Linked DNA regions of Mus musculus: region 1 is linked to region 2. The links are chromatin contacts, found by Hi-C or POLR2A ChIA-PET in ENCODE. All regions are on one chromosome and are shown on one strand. The core of a region is the stretch at or near the end of the contact, and the rest is flanking DNA. Distances in the headings are between cores, read along the strand shown.

Region 1 (5,454 bases), core at 1,546-4,045, 880 kb after region 2:
AAGTGCCAGCTACTGGTCATCTTGTATACGGAGTCCCAACTTTGCTCCTTTTTATTGCTACAGAAATCTACTTAAAGCCTCTCATGGTGCATGCCCTGCTGCACTGCATATGGGAATGTTATTGGCTGCAGATGCTCTGGAAATTAACAGAGTTCCCAGGTGACCCAGAAATTCCACTCCTACAAATACCCCCAACGGAAACAAAGATATGTGTCTAAATGGTCCCCAGTGGATGCTCATGGCAGCATGATTCGTAATAGCCAAAGAGAGAGGGAGATAGAGGGACAGACAGACAGACAGACAGAACTCAATTATCCATCAGGGGATGGCTAAACACAATACATGAAATACTAACAGAACAGGGATGAAGTACTAATATATTCCATGCTGTGGATAAACCTTTAAATACCTACATCAAGTGAAGAGGCCATGTATTGCTTGATCCCATTATAGAGAATGTCCAGAATGGGAAAAATCCACAGAGACATTAGCTGTAGCCTAGGGCTGGAGCCAGGGGTTGGACAGTGACAGCTAAGGGTCAATACAAATGCCCTGGAATTAGTGATCGCAGTTGTACATCCAGCAAATACCCTGAAGACCACTGACCTGTGTGCTTTTAAGTGGTGAATTGTATACGACAATGAATGGTATCCCTTAAAGCTGTTTTAACATAACAAAGACACTTGAGTGGGATCAGATATTGAGGAAGCAGTTGTTGTTGGCAGGTCACAGCCATCTCCTGCATTTGTTATTGTACCAGGTAGAATCTTCTGTCTTCCGTCTGTGACTGTCCCATGCTTCTACAATGGGAAGGAGACACCATAGGCTGTCCCAGAGGATGGACAGACAGAATTACAAGGTCTGAAGGCTGGGGGTGGGGTAGGGGGGGAGGCTCCACAGTTAAGTGTATTTGCTGCTCTTGGGGAAGGCTAGAGTTTGTTTCCCAGCACCCGTGTCTGGTGACTCACGACCTCCCGTGACTCCAGCCCCAGAGGATCGATCCAATGACTCCCTCTAGCTTCTGGACACACATAAATAGGCACACACACACACACACACACACACAAGTAAACAATAAACTGAGTCTTAAAGGAAAGGACTGGAGTGAGCTCTACTTCTTGATTACCATGGCACCACACAGTGATGTCAGAAATCAGACCACACTGCTTTTCACAACTAACAGCAAATCCACTCTGGTCTTTTGTTAACAGGAGCAGCCCACGAAACCTCTAACTAGTAGTCGGAGGCTCCACTGTGATCTAGCTGCTACGGTTGACCCTTGCCTTGGTGCTGACTGTAACAATGAATGTGGGAGCCGGGCGTGGTGGCGCACGCCTTTAATCCCAGCACTAGGGAGGCAGAGGCAGGGGGATTTCTGAGTTCGAGGCCAGCCTGGTCTACAAAGTGAGCTCCAGGACAGCCAGGGCTATACAGTATACAGAGAAACCCTGTCTCGAAAAAACAAAAAAAACAAAACAAACAAAATGTCATTTTGCTTTGAAAGAGCTTCTTGGACTATTTAGTATCCCCACATTCATTGTTTTTTGTTTTTGTTTTTGTTTTGTTTTTTTGTTTTTTCGAGACAGGGTTTCTCTGTATAGCCCTGGCTGTCCTGGAGCTCACTTTGTAGACCAGGCTGGCCTCGAACTCAGAAATCCCCCTGCCTCTGCCTCCCTAGTGCTGGGATTAAAGGCGTGCACCACCACGCCCGGCTGACTTTTTTTTTTTAATTATATATTTATTTATGTCTTTTTAGGGAAATATGCATGTGTGTGCAGTGCCTCCAGAGGCCAGAAGAGGGCGCTGGATCTCCTGGAGCTGGAGTTATAGGTAGTTAAAGGTCAGCCTAATGTAGGAGCTGGGAACTGAAATTGGGTCCTCTGAAAGAGCTTTATGTGTTCTTTCTTCCTTTTTTCTTTTTAAAGATTTGTTTGTTTGTTTGTTTGTTTATTATGAGTACATTGTAGCTGTCTTCAGATTTATTGATTTATTGATTTATTGATTTATTTACTATGAGTACATTGTAGCTGTCTTCAGACGCACCAGAAGAGGGCACTGAATCCCATTACAGATGTTTGCGAGCCACCATGTGGTTGCTGGGACTTGAACTCAGGACCCCTGGAAGAGCAGTCACTGCTCTTAACCGCTGAGCCATCTCTGCAGCCCATTATATGCTCTTAAGGAAGCAGGCTGGGCCGTACTCTAAGGGAGTCATTTCTTTTTTTTTTTTTTTTTTTCATTTTTTATTAGGTATTTAGCTCATTTACATTTCCAATGCTATACCAAAAGAAGTGAGTCATTTCTATAAAGCCTTTCAGAAATGCTCTCAGCTCCCAACATGCCACCTGGAGCAGGGTGGAGCCGCAGACCCCCAGCACTGGGTCTCTTTCCCTTCTCCACGCAATTCGGCTCCTAGTGCTCCTCAGGAAAGCGCTGGCCTCTCAGGGCAGCTCATTCATCATTCATTCTCTCTCTTTCCCCCACGATTCTATCACTAGAAAGTTCCTCCTCACATGAAACCAAAATACGCCTCCTTGTAACTAACTTCTGCCTGCTGGAGCAGCTCTGCCTAATCCCCTTCCATTTGTCAGCTCTCCAGTGTTTGAAAACAAGAAACATGCCTTTTACGTGTTCCGTTCCCAACTCGCATATGCCTGACTTATTTCTTCCACCCGTCTTTAGTAAATGTGCTTCTGAGTTAATCAGCCCTCCCCAAATACCTTTTGAAACCATGTGCCCGTCTCTAAATATAATAAACCAGGTGCCACACACTGACTTCCGGTGACTTGGGATCTGAAAGTGTCCTTCAGCACACTGGACCAGCTCTGCCTCTGCTGGAGGGGCGTGGCCAGACTCTGAGGGTGCAGCGCCAACTGCACAGGGCAGCACGTGGGTCTTGGGTAAGAGATTCTTTTGGGGGGGGGGGGTGGGGGGGTAAAGAGATTCTTGCATAGAAATCTCCTGCAAGGACCAGTTCCCCACTGCAGGTTAGATAAACTCTGTGTGTGTGTGTGTGTGTGTGTGTGTGCGTTGGGTGTTTGGAGGGTATCTGGACGTGAAACAGTCACACATGAAAGGAAAAACCAAACCATCTCAAAGATATGAAGCTAGCAAGCCATAGCACTGGGCAGAGGCTTTGGAAGCCAGGCTGCTCTTCTGAGCTGCTCTGCTGCCCTCTGCTGGTGGATGACTTGTGCTGCAGCTTTCAGAAGAAGGAAGCCCTTTTGACACCAGGATCCTAGCAGGAGCTACCCCAGGACATGGCTTCTCAGACATAGAGAGGCTTCAGGGAAGCTATAGAAAAAGAAGTGGGAGTCAGGGCATGTGATACATGCCTTTAATCCCAGTACTAGAGAGGCTGAGGTAGGCAGATCTCTGTGAGTTCAAGCCCAGCCTGGTCTACAGAGAAATCTCCAGGACATGCAGGGTTGTGTAGAGAGACTCTGTCTTAAAACAATAAACAAAGAGAAACAAACACAACAACAACAACTAAGAGTGGCGAAAACCAGATGGACCAATAGCCCTGCCCTGAACAAGCCATCCACTATGCAATCAGACTCAGCAGTATCTACCACCCACCCCCCACTGTGCATGTTCAGGTGTGTGCAATGCATGTGGATGCATGTACATTCCCTCAGTGGAAGTCAGAAGTCCTTGACAAACCAGTCCCTATTCTACTGGGTCTTATTCCGAGACAATAAAAAGAAGGTGTTGGCAATCTTGAATTCACCCAGTACAGCTCCCCACCACACTGCCTCACCCCACTGTGTGCTGTTCCTCAGAAGCTGCCCTCCTTATTTTCTGAGACAAGGACCTGGGGCTCGCAGATTTAGCTGGGTGGGCTGCCAACCTGTCTCTGCGTCTCCAATGTTGGGATTACAAGCATGCATCACCGCACCGTCTCTCTATGTGAGTGCTGGGGACTGAATTTAGGTCTTCGTGCCTTTTGTGTGGGTGCTGGAGATCAAATTGGGTCCTCACGCTGGCAGGGCAAGCAAGTTTTCAGACAGAGTCATCTTGCTAGCCTGTCTGTCCAGCATTCATTCCTTGAATAACGGGAAACAGGCCAAGAAGGATGCTATGCCCCACCTGGACCAGTCTCATGGTCTTACTCAAAACTGCTTAAGCAGGATAGGTACTGTGCCAAGGAGAGGGATGTGTGTGAAGAGAATCCCTGAAGAATTGCTAAGTAAATCCACCAAACCCCAAGTCAGCTTTTCTGGGGAAACTGCCCCTCAGGGCATCCCGGAACACTGGCTCATGCCTTCTTCATAGCCAGGGCTGATCCCAAAGGCAATGGCAGGGTTCAAAGCAGACACCCCTTGTTTTCATTTTTCAGTTTGAGCCTAGGGAAAGATCTGTGTGTCAGGGTCCTAATAGAATACGTCAAAATCTCTACCCATCCCCTACCCTAAACAACCTTTCTGGAATCCTACTTTGGGAAGGCCCTATCTGAAGCTACCTCCAGAATGCAGAGTAGTGGGGCACTGCCCAGGGACAATTTGGGAGACAAGACTACCAACACCTTCCTTTTATGGTCCTGGAGATAAGAACCCAGCCTGGTTTCTCAATTTCTTGCCAGGGAGGGGAGAATTGCATTTCAAAAGGACCTAAGACAATTAGACTCAACTCACACCTCCATCTGGGCAATAGGACAGCCATGATCTCACCAGCTGGGACAGGGAGGAGGAGGGACCCCTCCCCCACAGTGGTCCTCTTACCTCTCACCTTCCTCCTCTAGCACTAGTACTCACATCCCTTTTCAAGGCAGAAAGCCTGGCCTGGAGCTGGGCCTGGTTAATGGCAGCTATTACCAACCTGGCCTCAAGCTTTCACCTTTTGCTCAAGGGCTCAAGTAAAAAAGATGTTAAATATACAATTTGGGATATTCTCCCTCCACCTCCACCTCTGACTTTTTTAAAGGGGCCCTTCTAGCACTGAGAGACAAAGGCAGCCATGGCAGGCAGGTTTCTAACCAACTTCCTCCTTACTCAGCCTTTCCATTCCTTCTCAGAGTGAGTCACAGACAGCCCCAGGATTTGAGGTAGGGAAACGCAGAGCCTCCTGGGGCTCCCTCTCCTGTCTAACAGGATGCTTCCAAGCCTAGGAAGAATGCAGTGTGGGCTTTCGTTCATGCTATCAGGCTATCTATCGATGCACCAGGCAGGAAGACACAGGTCCAGAGGCCTCTTACCTATCTGCATAACTCTGCCAAAGACAGATGTGTTGTCCACGGTGCTGCAGTTCCAGCGCCTCTGTCGAAACTGGTGTTGGCACTCTCTGATGCCCGTCTTGGCTCCCTCCCCGATGTAGGACATGTGCTCCTGATACAACTGACACAGCTTTCTCTGGCCTGGGGAAAGCCCAGGAAGTTGGCTGCACACGGGCTGAGCGCCAATGATGAACATCTCCGGTCTCTGCACTGGGTTCAGAGCTAGTGACCTACAACATCAA
Region 2 (4,871 bases), core at 288-2,787:
TTAACTTATATTCTATCAGGGATTTATTTTAGTGACATAGAAATGTTGCTAGTTTTCTCCAAACAAGTCAACAACCATTTCATTCCTAAGTGTTTGTTCCCTACTAACTGGGGTGTCACCAGAATCAACTTCTAAATTCTTTTTTGGTTTTTTTGTTTGTTTGTTTGGTTGGTTGGTTTTTTCGTTTTGTTTTGTTTTTTGAGACAGGATTTCTCTGTGTAGCCTTGGTTGTCACGGAGCTCACTCTGTAGACCAGGCTGGCCCCGAACTCAGAAATCCACCTGCCTCTGCCTCCCAAGTGCTGGGATTAAAGGCATGAGCCACCACTGCCCAGCAATATCTAAATTCTTACATATACTTGATTGGATATGTTCTGGGTTTTCTATTCCACCCTGCTCACTGCTGTGTCTCTTTGGCTGCTAGTAAACGACTGACTTGTGAAAACTAGTAGTTTTATCCTTTAGAAAGTTTTTTTTTTCTCGTCTCATCACAAAATCAAAAGCAACATAAGAAACTCAAAATTGTTAAAACGCTGACGGTCGGGTTTGGCTTACGTTAAATTGATCAGGATATTCAGAGTTCGAGTTCTGGGAATTACCAATCTTTGACTCGAGAATATGGAACTATTTTCCCACTTCAAAATGCAGTAAAAACAAACCAACCAACCAAAACCATTCACACAGGTGTACGGCAGTGATAAGATGGATCCTGTATGTTAGTGGAAGAATTTTTAACCTTGAACAGAAACATTTCTCCTATTATGTATTTCTACAACATAAAACTTTCTTATATGTATGCAGAAAGTTAAAATGTTAGTTAACTCGCTTTACATTGCCAGTGAAGGGAACTGTCAGTGGATCAGAAACCAGCTGAAGTGTTTTTTGTTGCTGTCCTTGCTGTTCATACAGGTCAGGGCTTAGACCCCACTAAGACTTAGGCATTCAAAGCCAGGTGGGAAGAGTCAAGCTTCCTTAATGAAAGATAGACTCTCTGTCTTCCAGCCCCAAAGCCAGACAAGGTAGGTGCACGCTCCCCCACCAGCTTCGTCCCGCCCCGCTAACTGGCGGGCCATTTATTACCTGTCCTTCTTGTCTCTATCGTTCACGCCACTTTTTCCAAGGATAAGGATATGCTGCACTTTGGCTACATCTCCCACGCTTGCAGCCTTGTGGATCTTGCCCATATCCTTGTCGTGAATATGGTACCTGGGCACGTGGGAGCCACTAGCACTCTCGCGTCCAAAGCCCACGCAGTTGCTGCGCGGGCGGGCAGAGGGGCCTAAGGGCGATGGGCCCTTACTCCTGAAGCCAAAAATCTTCTTCATGGCAGAGGGTACGCCCCTCACAGGCACCTTCTTCCCCGCGCAACGTTGGCTGACAACACAACGCAGCTAGGGCACTTATTGAAAAGCCGGCCTAGACGCACGGGATCCCACCGGGAAAGACGCTGCATGGCCCGGCAGGTTTTTAAAGCACAATAATCGCCAAGCCGAGCTGCAAACTAGCAACCCGCGCCTTCTTGCTGCCGCGCATGCTCACACAGGCCCAGCAGCGACCAGTGCCCAGCACGCGTGCGCACGGCCAGGCTCCGCCTTCTTTGCTGTTCAGGAGGTCAGGGCGCTGCAACCTAGCGGGTTCTCTAACCCGGGGTTTAAGGCGGAGGTGGGCAGTGTGTTGTTTCCAGAGGCCCGGGTTAGCCTCGGTTTGGGCGTGATCGCTGCAAGGCTTCAACAGGAATGGGGGTCGCTCAGCAGCGTGGAACCCAGACCCAGTACTCCAGGACTGCGGGCATTGAGGGCGCCTGGCAGATGGGCGCAGAACCTTCTGGAGTCCGGCCTCCCTGCTTAGCTTTGGCCTTGTGTTTCAGTGGCAGTTAAACCTGTTGGGGAGCAAACCTATTGGACTCTAGGTAGGCGATAATCAAAAAGTAAACTACAAACAGCATGGATGGAATCGTGGCGTGGAAGAGTAAGGGAAGAGATTTTGTTAAGCTAAGTAGTTTGGGAATTAGTGCAATAAATGATCGTGTTTCACAGCCTAAAGAGTCAGTATATGAGTTAGACAAGCTGATGGGAGGTAAGAAGAAAAGGTTGTCTGCATTTGGGATCTGAATGAAACGATATGATGTGTGTAAATTTTTGGTTTTGGACCTGGAAAAAGTAATACTTAGTAAGCAGTTTTCCAGTGTAAGTGTTCACCTTGACGTTTTAAATTGTTAATAAATTTTGTCAATCTAAAGCCACAACTCACCTCAAAGGGAATAAAATACCGTTCGTGCCTAATAGGACCTCCAGTGGCCGCAGGAACTACCTCAAATTCAGGCTACCTCAAATCCTGTTTCATGTTCCAATTTTAATAGAAACGACAACAAATCAACCCACTTTTCAGATACGTCGGTGGGTACGTCAGGTAAGTGGGTTTTGTGTTAACACCCCTCAGATGGCAGTTGATGAATTTCTTACCCCCTTTGGCTGATGGAAGCTAGGAGTCCCAGTGGACATTCCAAAGGCTTTACCTCCTGGACATAAAGAAGCTAGGTCCCACGCACAGGAGAACACGATGGCTCAATGTGATTTGCTTCTGGACTTGCAACGTTCAAAACTTGCTACGGCAGTAGTTCAGATCAGTCAGTTCCTATGGTACAGCTTCTTTTTTTTTTTAATTTTTAATTTTTTATTAGATATTTTCTTTACATTTCGAATGTTATCAGCTTTCCTATCCTACCCCCTCCCCCTGCTCCCCAACCCACAGGAATCCCACTTCTGCAGTGTGGATCTGTAATACATGCTGTACTCAATGGAATGATTCCACAGGTTTTTGATTTGACTATATCTTTTGTAATAAAAATTGAAATAAATTCTATTGCTAATTTTATCTTTGTGTGTGTGTGCGCGCATGTGTGTGCATGTGTGCCTCTGTGTGTGTGTGTGTAAAACAGAATCTCACTCTAGCCTATGCTACCCTTGAACCTTAATGATTCTCCTGCCTCCGCTTTGGAAAGCTGGTGTTTTGGGTGTAGACCACTGCCCCTGCTTTCTGTCTCTCTATCACACTGCTCTGGGCTTTGCTCTGGGTCCATTTAACTATTAGCTAGTTATTCTCTGCATTTTGACCAGCTGTAGATTGCTTTAGTAACCTCCACCTGTTGCAAAAAGAAGCTTCTTTGGCAAGGGGTGAGACTTACACTCATCTGTGGGTACAAGGACAAGTATTTAGAACACAAGTACAGGGGATTGGAGCTATGGCTCAGCCGATAGAGCACTGACTGTCCGGCACCCATGTGATGAAGACTAGCATTGGTCGGTTGTACAAGTTCCAGGGGACCTGATGCCCTCTTCTACCTTTCATTGGCTCTGCATATATGTGGCACATAGACAGGCATGCAAATGGGACATTCATACACATAACATAGAAACCTCAAATGTAAAATTATACTAAAGTTAGACATAATAGTGCCTTAGGAAACTGGCAGTAGTGGACCATAGGGTCCCCAACCCCAGCTGATACATTACAACAAATCCCCTATATACCCAAGCCCCAGAGACTCCATGGAAGGCTAGAGGGTAGAATGATTGTTAGAACAAGAGGACTCATTAGTGTCTTCTGGATATGAGAGGAGAGTACACCCATAAAACCTCATCAAGGCAGTTGAGACAAGAACTGCCTTTTGAAGCTCAGCATTATGCGTGTGTGTGTGTGTGTGTGTGTGTGTGTGTGTGTGTGTGTGTGTAAAACAAAGTAGACAAGATGAATTTGAAAGGGAGTGAGGAGGACATGGGAGTAATTGGAGGGAGGGGGGATGAGGTAGAAATGATGTAATACAGTTCTGTATGAAATTCCCAAAAGCTGATTTAAAATAATAGATGGCTTTACTGTTCATTAAATGTGCATTAAAGTACAATCATCACTTTCTTATTACATAGGGTCTCCTCCCCCAGAGACCATGGTCAGCTGTGTAACTGAGAATGACCTTGAATCTTCTCCCTCTCCCTCCCAGGGCTAGGATTATAGGCAGGCAGTGCCAAGCACAGTCCATGCTGTTGGTACCCAGTTGCATAGCACCCCAGGCAAGCACTCCACAGCTCAGCTACATCCACAGTCCCCAAAAGCACATTTTTTCCACACCATCAAGTCTTATTATCCACGAGCAGTATTCTCTCCATTGAGACCTCGCTTTGTGTTTTTATGCTTAGATTTCTTCTACAGGCTGTAGTTTTACCATTGTTTATGGAGCTCTTCATTTTTATTAAACTTAATTACTTTATGGACTCAGATCATGAGGCTTAGCAGCAAGAGCCATTACACACCGAGCCATCTCCCCAGCCCTTGATTGCCCTTTCTGGTAAATTTTCCTAATGTGAATAAAGCTATCAATTTTGCCAGTCTTATCTTGGATCTATATCCTGTTGTAAATTAAGAATTTTGGTGATAATTTTTATAGTAGTCTTGAGTTTTCTAAGTAAGCAGTTGTATAATTAAGAATAGTAGTTTTTAAAAAAATCTTCACCTATATACTATTTACTTAATGTCCTTTCTTAATAAACTTAAATACTATTTAAACAAATTAAAATATTTATTTATATTACTTAATTTTGTATATTGATTAGAATAGTTGTCAAGCTTTTCTTTCCTGATTTTAAATATCGTTTTTTGACATTTAAAAATGTTAACTATTTTTAGACATTACATTTGTTATATTTGTGTTTCTGCTGCTCTGATGAAACCCTATGACCAAATGTAACTTGGAAGGAAAGGGTTTATTTTTGCTTACAGATTGGTGTCCATTATCTAAGGAAGCCATAGTGGAAACTCAAAGTAGTAACCTTGAGCAGGAAGACCTGAGACAGAGGTCATGGAGGGGCGCTGCTTTCT

Evidence for each region. Hi-C counts contacts between places; a loop is a spot of excess contacts on that map. ChIA-PET counts read pairs that join two places held with the same protein, here RNA polymerase II (POLR2A).
Region 1: a map of T-helper 17 cell shows a loop between it and region 2 (3-fold over the local background). The contact joins the enhancer-like site here to the promoter of Ankrd26 in region 2. A Hi-C loop is called at or near these places in 1 of 37 maps with a recorded cell type or tissue (T-helper 17 cell). POLR2A ChIA-PET finds 5 or more read pairs at or near these places in 1 of 5 experiments (embryonic stem cell).

What each region holds. Positions count from the first base shown.
Region 1 is chr6:119,441,141-119,446,594 of GRCm38, forward strand. It overlaps Wnt5b (wingless-type MMTV integration site family, member 5B), which reads right to left. Exons shown (of 5, transcript NM_009525.3): 3 at 5,195-5,442. Among named protein-coding and RNA genes, the nearest start is that of Gm40397, 23 kb to the right of the region's middle. Within about 2 kb of position 2,796, at least 1 of the 3 ENCODE cell types and tissues checked has a DNase peak (open chromatin) inside an H3K27ac peak, as active enhancers do.
Region 2 is chr6:118,560,734-118,565,604 of GRCm38, forward strand. Ankrd26 (ankyrin repeat domain 26) reads right to left here and starts at 1,538. Exons shown (of 34, transcript NM_001081112.2): 1 at 1,080-1,538. The coding sequence starts at 1,324.